Linked DNA regions of Homo sapiens: region 2 is linked to region 1. Evidence: read pairs that join two places in POLR2A ChIA-PET (ENCODE). Cell type or tissue: K562. All regions are shown on one strand. Links, peaks and the distances in the headings refer to the core of each region. The heading gives the core; the rest is flanking DNA.

What was found. Peaks named below come from ENCODE experiments on the same cell type or tissue, not always from the same donor. Only the 100,000 strongest peaks of a DNase experiment are listed, where the experiment ranks them.
Region 2: POLR2A ChIA-PET joins it to region 1 with 5 read pairs; 2 of 35 experiments call an interaction of 5 or more read pairs at or near these places.

The regions. Positions count from the first base shown.
Region 1 is chr11:44,700,811-44,708,762 of GRCh38, reverse strand. LINC02704 (long intergenic non-protein coding RNA 2704) reads left to right here and starts at 7,404. Exons shown (of 3, transcript XR_931234.3): 1 at 7,404-7,506. RefSeq lists an enhancer at 1-412. In K562, for the core only: no CTCF peak of the experiment used is centred there; no DNase peak of the experiment used is centred there; H3K27me3 peaks cover 548 bases.
Region 2 is chr11:44,136,880-44,141,879 of GRCh38, reverse strand. The region is part of intron 7 of EXT2 (exostosin glycosyltransferase 2); the gene reads right to left. Among named protein-coding and RNA genes, the nearest start is that of EXT2, 44 kb to the right of the region's middle. In K562, for the core only: no CTCF peak of the experiment used is centred there; a DNase peak (open chromatin) is centred at 2,039.

The DNA of each region.
Region 1 (7,952 bases), core at 1,538-6,537:
GGGCTTCTTTATAGCAGGACTTCTCAGAGCCTTTACTGTGGTAAGATAAACTGTGAAACCCCAAGAGGGATATCAGAGCACAGTGCTTGGCACAGCACTTCACACGTAGTGGTCTCTAAATTAACCACAGTCTTTGGTGACCAATTCGTGATTTTGATTCTCAATTGGGTTTAGCTTGGGTGGGATGAAGTGACACTTTTCTGTGTGCTTGAGAGTGGACAAAGCACAAGCTTTCCCTCTGGACAGGTCTGAGTGCAGATCACAGTTCCGCCGCTTACTGTGGAAAACTGACCTCGCCACTCTGAACCTCAGTTTCTTCTTCAGGGACAGGATACCTACCGCTCAGGAGGACTGAGTGGGTGAATGAAATGAAGTACACAGTGGTGCTGGATACACAGTAGCTAAGAGGGTGACCGTCGTCTGGAACCACAGCTCCTCTAATCACAGTCCAGCCCTCCGAGTTCAGCCAGGCTGACACAGTGAGGAGAGCGTGGGTGGGCCTGGCAGGCTGTGCAGGGAATCCCGAGGGACCCTTCTCCTGAATTCCAGTCGTGCCGGCGGGGCTCTTGGGTTTCAATACACAACATCACAGAGCTGCTCTGCTACCCGGACAAATTCCTATAATGGAAGGACTCAGAGATTCCCAAAGCCAATTTTCCACTCATGCTGCTGCTTCAGGTGGAAGGAGGCAGGGCCCCAGCTGGGGACTGGAGGACAAAACGGAAACAGGCTGATGTCACAAAGTAATAGTACAAACTAAGACCTATGACTACTCACTATGGGCCAGATACTGCTCTAGGCATTTTGCATTTTCTCATTTAATCCTCACAGCAAGCCAAAGAGGTAGGCGCTATTATCATTTCCGATGTGTAGGGGAGGAAGTTGAGGCTCACAGCCTCCCCTGGCAGCCTCCTCTGTGGTCTGCTGCCCCTGACTCTGAGCAAGCCCTGCCTCTCCCTGAGTCCATGATTGCTCCCACTAAATGTCCACCCCTTGGCCTTGGTTCCATGCTCGGAGTCCTCCTTGCTTCCCATGGCAATGTGGGAGGCCAAGTGGTTTCAGATTCCAGGGGTCTTGTCCCATCCAAAATTTCAGGGCCAAGGCAGCTTGAAACAGCCCAGAGAACTTGAACTTTGGAGTAGAAAGATGAGGCCTGAGTCTCAGAACCCCATTCATATGCTGTATAATGTGAGACAGGTCACTCCACTTCTCAGGGCCTTGGGGTATGACTAGGGACTGCCTTTGTCACTGGGGTGCCACACTGGTGTAGAGGCAGGTAACAAAAAGCCCAACTCAAAGTGGCCTAAAAAGCAACGAATTTCCATTTTCTCATATAAATAAAAGTCCAGAACTAGGGTGGGTAATTCACAGTTCAGCAGAGGCATCGAGGACCCAGGTACCTTTCATCTTTCTGTGTATCCATGTTTGCTTGCCTCATGGTGGCAAAATGGCTGCAGCAGCTCCAGGCAGAGCATACTCAAACAACAATGTTCATAGGCCTTCAAAGAGTGGGACTCTTCCCTTTGTTTTTTTTCTTTCAGACTGGGTCTCACTTTGTCACTCAGGCTGGGGTGCAGTGGTGCCATCATAGCTCACTGCAGCCTCAGTCTCCTAGGCTCAAATGCTTCTCCCACTTCCTAGCCTCCCAAGTAGCTGGGACTACAGGCATGCGCCACCATGCTGGACTGATTTTTTTAATTTTTAGTAGAAACAGGGTCTTCCTATGTTACTCAGGCTGGCCTCAAACTCCTGAGTTCAAGAAGTCCTCCTGCCTCGGCCTCCCAAAGCATAGGGATTACAGGCATGAGTCACCACATCCAACCTGCTTCTTTATAAGAGAGAGGAAAACCTCATTAGTACTGCCTTTGTACCTCATTGGCCAGATTTGCACACGCAGCCTGGCATCATGCTTGGTGTCTGAGCTTGCTAGAGCTGCTCTGACCAAGTCCCACAGCCTGGCTGGCTTAAACAACAGACATTTCCATCGTCACAGATCTGGAGGCCAGAAGTCTGAGATCAAGGTGTGAGCAGGGTTTGTTTCTTCTGCTGCCTCTCTCCTTGGCTTGTAGACAGTTGTCTCCATGCCATGCTTTCACACAGTCTTTCCTCTGTGCGGGTCCATGTCCCAGTCTCTTCTTCTAAGAACATAAGTCATATCGGATAAGGACCCATCCTAGTGGACTCATTTTAATGTATTATCTCTTTAAAGACCTTAACTCCAAATACAGTCAAATTCAGAGGTACTGGAGGTTAAGACTTCAGCATGAATTTGGGGAGGAGAGAATTCAGCCCCTCACACCTAGTAATAGCTCAATAAACATGAGCTATTAGTATTTGTGTTGGCATTTGAATTCACATTTATGTTTTTTAATTGTTGCATTCTCTGCCACTACAATGGAAATGGACTTATTTATTTATGAGATGGAATCTCACTCTGTCACCCAGGCTGGAGTGCAGTGGCACGACCTTGGCTCACTGCAATTTCCGTCTCCCGGGTTCAAGCGATTTTCCTGCCTCAGCCTCCCAAGTAGCTGGGATTACAGGCTCGCGCCACTGTGCCTGCTAATTTTTGTATTTTTAGTAGAGATGGGGTTTTGCCATGTTGGCCAGGCTGGTCTTGAACTCCTAACCTCAGGTGATCTGCCTGCCTCAGCCTCCCAAAGTGCTGGGATTACAGGTGTGAGCCACCGTGCCCGGCTGGAAATGGACATAACTGCTCTATCTAACCAAATTGTTTAAATTCAGTGGATGGCAGCCAGGACTGATGGATGGAAGGTACCAGAGCAGTTCCTTCCCTTCAGGGCCAGGCTATATCTTTGCTCTGAGCGACAGTGGGGTAGCTTCTTTTCAGTGATTCCCAAGAACCCAGAATTCCTCCTCACCTCAGTTTCTTAGAGGGAGAAGGCAAGGAGTGGAGGAAGAGGTGCAGCCAGGCTGGACTGAAGGGTCAGAGGTGCTTTTCACGGCCTTACCCTCAATGACCAAAAGCTAGCATTCATCCAATCATTCATTCAGCAAATATTTATTGAGTGCCTTGGGGTAGGCCAGCACTATTCTGGGTACTAGTGATTCGGTGGAACAAACAATGCCTCTGTCCTTGTGTTCATAATCTATTGAGGGGGACAGACAATGAAGAAACCAAAACTGATATCATATAACGTCAGCACTGTGATGAAAAGAGAAGCGGGGTAAGGGGATAGAAAATGGGAGCGGGGGCCAGGTGCAGTGACCCATGCCTGTAATCCCAGAACTTTGGGAGGCCAAGGTGAGAGGATCACTTGGGCCCAGGAGTTCCAGACCAGCCTGGGCAACATAGCAAGACTTTGTCTCTACAGAAAATATATTTTTCTTAAAAAATTAGCCAGGCATGGTGGTGCATGCACGCCTGTAGTCCCAGCTACCCAGGAGGCTGAGATGGGAGGACCTGAGCCCAGGAGGTTGAGGCTGCAGTGAGCTGTGATTGTGCCACTGCACTCCAGCCTGGGTGACAGAGTGAGACCCTGTCTCAAAGAAAAATGAAGAAAAGAAAAGAAAAAAAGAAAAAGAAAACAGGAGGGGAAAAAACAAAGGGGGAAAATAAAGAAAATGGGAGGGGGAGTGGTATTTAAACAGGGGGACCCAGGGCCCTCTAAGAGATGACACTTGAGCAGAGGCCGCAGGAAGTGAGGAGGGAGCCCCAGCTGCAGGACTGGGCTCCAGGCTGTGGGAACTACACACACAAGAGCCCCGGGAGGACAATTCACAGCCAGAAGCCAGAGTGGCTGGAAAGGAGTGAGCAAGGAGCAAAAGACTTTGGCTTTTACTTCTAGTGGGAAGGGAAACCACTGGACAGTTTTCAAAAGGAAATGTTGGGCCAGGCGCGGTGGCTCATGCCTGTAATCCCAGCACTTTGGGATGCCAAAGCAGGTGGATCACCTGAGGTCAGGAGTTTGAGACAAGCCTGACCAACATGGGGAAACACCACCTCTGCTAAAAATACAAAAATCAGCTGGGTTTGATGGCGCATACCTGTAATCCTAGCTACTCGGGACGCTGAGGCAGGATAATCGCTTGAACCCAGGAGGCAGAGGTTGCAGTGAGCTGAGATCGTGCCATTGCACTCCAGCCTGGACAACAAGAGCAAAACTTCGTTCCCCTCCCCCCTCAAAAAAAGGAAATCTCATGGTATGATTTAGGGTGGGCAGAATGGGAGGGCTCATACTTACAGGTGCTTGTAAGAATCAAGTGAGCTCATTCATAAAAAGACTTACATGAAGAGTACCTGGCACAAAGTAAGTGCTACGTGAGATTTTCTATCATTATGATTGTTATCCTCATTTTATGGAAGAAGAAACTGAGGCTTCAAGTGGTAACTAACTAGCCCAAGATCAATCACTGGTAAGGGGTGGAGCCAGTCTGTTACCAGAGCCTGGGCTCTGCATTGCTACAGATTGGAAGTCCCACAGACCCATGTCCAAATCTTGGCCCTGCCACTCATTAGCTGTGACCTTGAATGATTAACTTCTCATGGTTCTGTTTCTGCATCTATCAAATGGAGGCATGGCTGACAACCTCTAAGATGGTCCCAGTGACCCTGCCTCCTGGTGTTCATGGCCTTTTGTAATCCTCTCCACTGAGTCACTAACTTACTTCTAATCAATAGAATACAGCAATGTTGAGGATGTTACTTTGTATCTGCTTACGTTACAAAAGATTGTGAGTTCCACCTTGCTAGCAGACTCTACCACCTTCTGCTTGTGGACTTTGAAAAAGCAAGTGTGTGTGGGGGAGAGGCCCACGTGATGAAGAGTTAACAGCAGCCTCTGGCCACAGCCCAGAGATAACTGAATTCTGCCAACAACCACTGACTAAGCTGAGAAAGAGATCTTTTCCCATTCAAGCCTTCAGATGAGACCACAGCCCTTGCAGACGACTTGATTGCAGCCTTGTGAGAGACACTGAAGTAGAGGACCCTGTTAAGTCATGCCCAGGTTTCTCACCCACAGAAGTTGTGAGACAATAAATGAGTGCTGTCTTAAGCTACTAAGCTTTGGGGTGATTTGTTACACAGCAATAGATAACTAATACAGGGGTGATACTTGTGCCTGCAACTGACAGTCACTGGGGACAAACACAGTGTTTTGTGTAAAGTACGTAGCTCCATGCCTGGCCCCAAGTGAGTTCTGAATAAATGGTAGCTGTTTTAATTTTAATAATTAAGCCCTCCCAGAGGGCAGATGACAAGTCTGCTCTACCTGGACTCTGAGCCTGAACAATGCCTAGGGTTTGCTAAGATCTAGGTCCAGAAAGGCCAGGCTCAAACAGTTTGCTCTGAGGACAGGAACATCCCTGGGCCTTTCGCTTTGCTCCCCACATTCCAGGGCCTCTTAGTCATCCTGATGTCCATGTCATGGCAGATCCCATGTTTTGCACCCCAGTTTCACCCTTAGAGGGGCCCCAAAACTGGTGCTGCACCCTCCTTCCCATTTCCTGGCCACCTCTGGAAGGCCCCAGATTACCCCTCCCAGTCCAGGAGAGGAAGAGGTTGAAGGACGGGAAGAGGACACAGCCCAGCCAGAGGCTAGGAGTTGGGCTCGGCCAGGCCTCTCCTTCAAAGGCAGCCTCTCGATGTTGGAGGCATCCAGACAGCAAGCAGGCCCCAGGCACTGGCCCTGGCTACAGAGTTTCATCCTCAAAGCCAGAGCTGTCTCCTGCATAGCTGTTGGCATGGGACCCATCCCCACCCCACCTCCCCACCCCCCCACACACTGTGAGTCATCGACTCCATTAAGGCCTATGGCCATGACCATTTCTCTTGGAGATTAGCAGCCAGGCCCCCCCAACCCCTGCCTAGGGCCTGCCACTCTCTCAAAGGCAGGACACACCATAGCCAGGCACCTGGACTGTCCTCTGGCCTCCACCAGCACACACCCTGGGCATGCGATGGGGTCTCTTGGTGTCCTGCTCTCTCTCTCTGTCACATTGCCGTGTTGTCTAGCTCTCCCTCATCTCTCTGCTGTTTCTATCTCTGTTTCTTTCTCTCTCTCCCTCCCTCCCTGCCTCACCCCCACATCTCTCTTTCCCTGCCACTACTTCGATACTGCTATTACTGCATCACTCTCACTCTGCCCCCTCTCTTCAGGGAGACTTCCTCCCTACACCTCCCACTCCCTAAAGCTGCCTGTGCTTCCCTGTGTGACTCCTGAGCCTACCCCTCAGCCATCTCCACTGCCCATCTCCACTGCCATCTCCACTGCCCAAGTGCCATCTCCCCCGAGAAGCCCACTCTCAGTTCTTCCTCCTCCCTTACCCCAAACAGAATGCAGTCTCTCTCTACCTTTGGTCATATGATTTGTGGGTAGGATATCCATCCACTCCACTGCCTCATCTACTCCCATGCTAGCTCTGCCAGCCTCAAGGGCAGTGGCAAACACCAACCTGGCTCAGGTAGGTGTTCAGGAAACCTTGAAAAGGGAAAGAGAGACAGGGAAGAGAGAAGAGACACAGATAAGAAAGTAAAGATGCCAGATGAACTTATTGAGCACCTAGTGTATGCCAGGCACTGTTCTGGGTGCTGAAGAATTATCAGCTACCTCAGGTAGCAGGGGAAATGGATGTGAGTATGAAATTGTCGTTGTCATAAGTATCATAGAAAGAGAAGACCAGGGCTGTGGGAGGCCATGGGCCATGTTCCTTACACTGGATTTTGTGGGGGTGTTTGAGAAGGCTTCCCGGAGAATGTTGTTTCTAAGCTGGGACCTGAAGAATGAGTCAGGAAGGTGAAGAGGAAAGGTAGATGCAGTGGAAAGAAGGAGAAGAGGAAAGGTAGATGTGGTGGGCAGAAGGAACAGAGAATGGAAGGCTCAGAGGCAGGGAGGCAGGAGGAGTAGATGGATGGATGAGTGGGTGGGGGAACGAAGGTTTGGATGGATTCGGGGAGGACTGATCCAATGGGCAGGTGGGTCATTGCACAACCTGCTTGGCCAACTGCAGGGTCAGAGCAGCAGGCAGAGGGGAGGGTCCTGGGTCATGTCCTTGTCCTCTGTGTGGCCCTTTGATCATCTCCCAGGCAGACACTGATGACCCCTGTCCACCCCCTCAGCCACACAGCCCAGACCCTCTGGCCTCAGCCCCTTCTGATCCTCTCCTGGGGGTCCTGGAGATAGGGTTATTTGTAGATGATAACCTCCCTGCCCCACATCCCCTACCCCCCGACTCAGACACTTGCCTTTCTCTGGCCACTTCCTTCTATTCTTCTGCCCTGTGTGTGGAGGGGGAGGCAGCAGCCCTGGCTCCAGAGAAGCCTGCCCCTCCTTTCTTTCCTCCTTATCTCTCTCCTGGCCATGTTTCCTGCCCAAGGAGACAGAAATAAAAACGCAGGCCCTCCTGCAAGTGTTAGTGATTCTGGGAGCAGGGCTGTCAGGGTCTCCAGGGCAGGGGCCCCCATTCAGCCTGTTCCCATTGCCAGTGTGAGATGCCCAGATGTGGGGCACCCAGGCCTGGGATGCCCAGGCATGGAGTATCCAGGTATGTTGAATGCCCAGGCATGGGGCATCTACATGTGGGGTATCCAGGTGTAGGGGCTCCAGGTGTAGGGCTGGGGTGGAGATGATGGCGTATGGCATGGCTAAGAGCATGAGATTTGTCTGTGCCTGGCTCTGCATCCCTGGATGAGCCACAGTCTCCCTCAGTCTTGGTTTTCCCATCTGTGAAATAGGGCCCGTGGCAATGCACATCTCCCAGGGCTAGTGTGGGAATTAAGGGAGACGCTGGAAGTCACAACATGACTGAGGAGGTTTCACTTCTTTTATTAAGGCCAGACAGTTCCTTGAGGAGCGCTGTAGGGAGAGAAAGAGGGTGCTGGCCAGGCCTGCAGGACCTCTTGCAGGGCAGGGTGGGGGTGGGCTGGAGGGTGCATCTCCAACCTGCTGAGCTCAGGTCTGGCGCTCCCTCCCCTGGGCCTGGGGATTGCT
Region 2 (5,000 bases), core at 1-5,000, 570 kb after region 1:
CAGAAATATTTGTCAAATAGTCCCACCCTGTGGGAAACCAGCCCCAAGTAATCAGAGATTTCTTACATAGGCTGCAAATTAACATTTAACACTTTTATTAGGGAGGCTATTTCCTAAAGCAATATCCCATATTGGGGATTCATGACAAGGGATTAAACCGATGGTTAACTTTAGAGACTATTCTCCAACAAATGCCCAAGGAGGAAAGTGTGACCATTTTACCCGCCACCTTCAAAAGGCTATGTAATGAAGATTGTTCATGATCATAAATTTACTGACAACTTTCAACATACTTAAAAGTTGTTTAGTTTGTTAAGAGTATAGTATAAGCAATAACACCCAGTTCACTGTCCTAAATTAAACTTAACTAATTAGATGATATCAACTTAGTCATCAGAAAAGTATGGAAAAGTGATTCTACCACTTTGGAGTTTGGGGCATTTTGCTTTGTTTTGCTGCTCATTTGGTTTTTGTACAATTACAGTTGGTCCCTTGTATTTGCGGTTCTGTATCTGTGGTTCCACATCCATGGATTCAACCAATCACAGATCAAAAATATTCGGAAAAAAAACTGTGCCTGTACTGAACATACATAAAATTTTCTTCCTTTCACTTATTCCCTAAACAATACAGTATAATAACTATCTGCACAGCATTTACATTGTATTAGGAAGTATAATTAATCTAGGGGTAATTTAAAGTATAAGGGAGGATATACATAGGTCATATGCAAATACTATGCCATTTTGTAGCAGAGACTTGAGCATCCTTGAGTTCTGGTATCTGCAGGAGGTCCTGGAACCAATCCCCCACAGATACTGAGGGATGACTGTACTCTTCCCCACAACAGCTACACGAGTAATAAAATGAATCAGTATATTTTATTATTTGTTCAATGACAATCCAAGATCAACAGCTATATATGTTTGACTAACTTACTATAAAAATTCTTGCTTTTGCCTCAACCTCAAGTTAAATGACTATTTTAAATGGAACACACTTGCAAAACTGCTCATGTCCACTTGAAAAAGGAAAAATAACATGTTTGTGCCAAAAAGCTGTATACAGAGTAGTTAGAAATATATATGCCCATTGGATTTTGCTTATCACTACTAACCTCTTCCTAAAAGCTTTAGTTAGAAGAAGAGCAGGAAGATATAAAGTACATTCTAAGGGCTTATTCTACCCATCCATCCCCCTTTGGAAGTCAAAGTTGGAAGGTTTAAAGGAGAAGGAGAGTAAGGATGCTCTTTTTAAAATGCCTGGAAAAACATTCTGGGCAGGAGATGCCAAAGATTTTGAAGCTCCCATCAAACCACTGGCCTTGATCCAGGTAATGGTTTTTCCTTCCCCTCAGCTGTCTGCTGCAGTTTTCCAGCAAAGAAAGAAAGAAAAGTGGTAGGATAGAGGCAGGAGCAGCCTCTAGTCTACTTCTCTATAACAGAGAGGGTAAAAAGGGCCAAGCATCGCAGGCTGACATTTATGGAGGGCCTGGTGTTTCCATGAAACTCTCTGGGAGGATTATTGAGGGTTAACAGTCTGTTCTAAAAGGGTCAGCAAAGCAGACTGATGAAAGTCCCTTTAAATTCGATAACAGTGATGCTGCGGAGGCAGAGACAGCAGGCTGGAGCTGGCAAAGACACGCAAGCAGAGGTCCAGCCAGTCAGACTGCCTTTAGGAAAAAATTCATTGCAAACCTGGCCACCCTAACCCTTCAAGTTGCCCAACTCACTTGCTGAAGCGTGAAAGCACAAACTGCCAGTGGAATGGCATTTCTAATCTTGGGATAAAAATAAAAGCCCTTGGAAAACCCTCTTTTGCCTAACCCTTCCTGCCCTGCCCCTACCAGTGGCCAACGGCGAGGTTCCGGACCTGCAAAGGTTAATTATCTTGCTAGTCTTTCACCTCTGCACCACTGCCCCACCACCCAATCCCTTCTGCCTGGCATTTTTCTTCAATTTTAATATCAGAAGTTTCACACGCCTGCCTGAGCTCCTGGACTCAGCAGAAAGGCCCATATAGCTGTCAGCAAACTGATAAGGACTTTAAAATGACTCCACAGGGCCTCTTTATAAAGAAGAGCCAAAGAAGCCCATAAAGAAAAGGGCAGGGGCCACGGAAACCAGCCGCTCACACTGTTTTAACGTGGCATTAAAATGAGCTGCAGATTTATGGGAGTGCTTTAGCCCCTGGCCCAAATCATGTGGGAGATGAAGCTCGTCTCCCCTTTCCAGCGGGATTTCCAATAGGGGATGGAGCTGGCTAGAAAGAAATGGGGGAAGGGAGGCAGAGGCAGCAAAATGGGGAGAAGAGGAAAAGTGAAGAGGCAGAGGGCACCATGAAAATCAGATATCAGAACTCATTCTCCTTTCTGCAGGATGTGAACAGCTATTTCTAAAAGGTATGTGACCAGTCCTCCTAAATTCACATAAAAATGTCCTTTATTTTTAGCTTATACTTACTAGACTGTAGCTCCTCAGCTGTTTACCACTCAAACATCTATTCTGATTCTAACTTTCCTCTACAAGTTTTTTTAATTAAAAAAATGGATAAAATTATGATCAGGCAAAGAAAAGATTAGAAGGGGGAAAAGGCTCAGTACCATTTTTTTTTCCATTGGAAAGGGGAAAGAAAGCAATAATACTTTATCCAAATGTGCCAATGAATTAAAAAAAAAAAAAGGTCAGCTAAAGAGTCACTGATTTTTATCTCCCTACAAGTCATTCTGATCCTCACACACACACGCAAAAAAAAAAAAAGGAGAGAGAGAGAAGTAAGCCTCTTCCATGCCAAGATGTAAAATGTACACCAGAACCCACAGGAATAAATTCTCTTTCGAGTTTCCAAGCCCAGAAGCAAATGCATAATACATCAGTAGTTGTAACTTACTGTGGTTCTTTAAGACCACTCTGCATTCCTTGGAGGCTCCTTCTAATACTTAAATGCTGCCCCAGGAGGAGTTGTCCCAAATGACGGCCAGCATAGAGTGGGGGGCCAGAATCTACATGCTTTGAGTCAATCATCTCATTTAATCAATACAACTACTCCATACTATTATTAGCTCCACGTTATAGGTAAGAAAACAGAAGCTACAAAACTGGTACACACCCGGCAGAGCAGGACTCAAATTCAAGTCTCTCCAACTCACAGGCCCACTGGGCTTTCCAGTACCAACTTTCCTCAAACTTTCTGGACTGGGACCCACAGTAAGAAATACACAAATACATTTTATGCAACAACTCACTACTGGAACAAAAGCTACAGGAAATATTTACCCTTACTCTGTATAAAGCTCTCTAATAGTTTCCTATTATATTTCATTAAAAAAAAAATGCCAGTCGTGACCCACTGAATTGACTTCATGATCTGCTAATGAATCATTACCTTCGGTTTGGAAAATACTGCAGTACACCATGAAAAAAAAACAAATCATCAGACTGGGAGTCAGGAGACCTAGGTTCCAGCTGCAGACTAGGCCTAACAATTCATTCTCAAGATTACTGCAACTCTAGGGCTTACTTGTCACTTGTAAAATACAAGGAAAGGGTTGAATAATTTCTAAGGTCCCTTCCAGCTCTTTGATTTCTTTCCTAAATCTCTTCAATTATGTTCACTGCTTTCTCCTTGCCTCACAAATCTTTTCATTACCTTCCGCTTGTTAGTTACCGTCCTTCCCTTCAGTTCTCAACCAAGTTCTCTGTTGCTGGTATTCAAAGCTCTCCCCTGCCTCCCGTGCCTGTGCCACCAGATGCTCCTCTTACCTACTAGTCTCTCCACAGAACCTCCTGGTGGAAGTCAGTGCCCTGATGTTCACCCTCTCTATCTGAGGCTACCCAGTTGTGAAGATTCCTTTCACCTTCTGATCCACTCTGATCTTGAGGTCATTCCTGGCTCTCCTTAGCATAACTGAGTACACAGCACTCCTGGCCTTATAATTTATGTATTACTGAAAGTTCTCTTTCCAGCAACCTGAGGGCCTTTCTTAAAGACAGGATCTGTGCCCACCCTTTTTAAAATCTCCCTCAACATGCCAGTACAATACTAGGAACAAAGCAAGTCCTTAATCCATATTTATTTAACTGATTGCATTATGAAATTAAGGACCCTAATTCTCCTAAATTTAAAGAATGCTTAGGTGAGCTACTCTTAGAAAAGTCACCAAACCAATTAAAACTGGTATCACAATAAGATGAGTGACTATACTACACAGTCTAAATTCCACATACTACTCAACTGTATTTGCCTACAGACAAGACAGACCAAGGCTACCAGGGAAAGTAGCTTTATGGTCTCTCCATCTAGACTGTGAGAATTTAGATTTGCATTATGAAATTAGGGACCCTAATTCTCCTAAATTTAAAGAATGCTTTGGTGAGCTGCTCTTGGAAAAGTCACCAAACCAATTAAAACTGGCATCACAGTAAAACGGGTGACCTATACAGACTAAGATCCACATACTACTCAATTGTATTTGCCCACAGACAAGACAGACCAAGGCTGCCAGGGAAAGTAACTTTATGGTCTCTCCATCTGGACTGTGAGGATTTAGATCTCAGAAGCTATACAAAACAACTGCAAATCAGTCCAAACCTTAAAGACAGGAAAATTTATTTACAGGCCCTAGTGCATTGTAAATCTGAGACAGTTCTATTAAAATGCTTTTCTTGGCTTCCCATCATCAGATACTTGGTAAAAGTCTTTTTCCAACAAGCTTCTTAATAACAAAGTTGAAAAAAATAGTTAAACACATAAAAATGGTCTTCTTTAAGAATTCCAATTAAATGAGACCTTATTTTATGCTGCTTTAAACAACACATGTTGACCACTTTCCTTCACAATAGGGATATACATACTAGGAAAATTCAAACAGAATATAGAGTGCTACTGAAAAAAAAAAACTGTGAAATTTAAAATATCCCACAAAATGATTACACCCATTACCAAGGCTCTCCCATTGGCCAAAGAGCCTCCCTTTGTATTAGAACCATGGTTGTCTACTT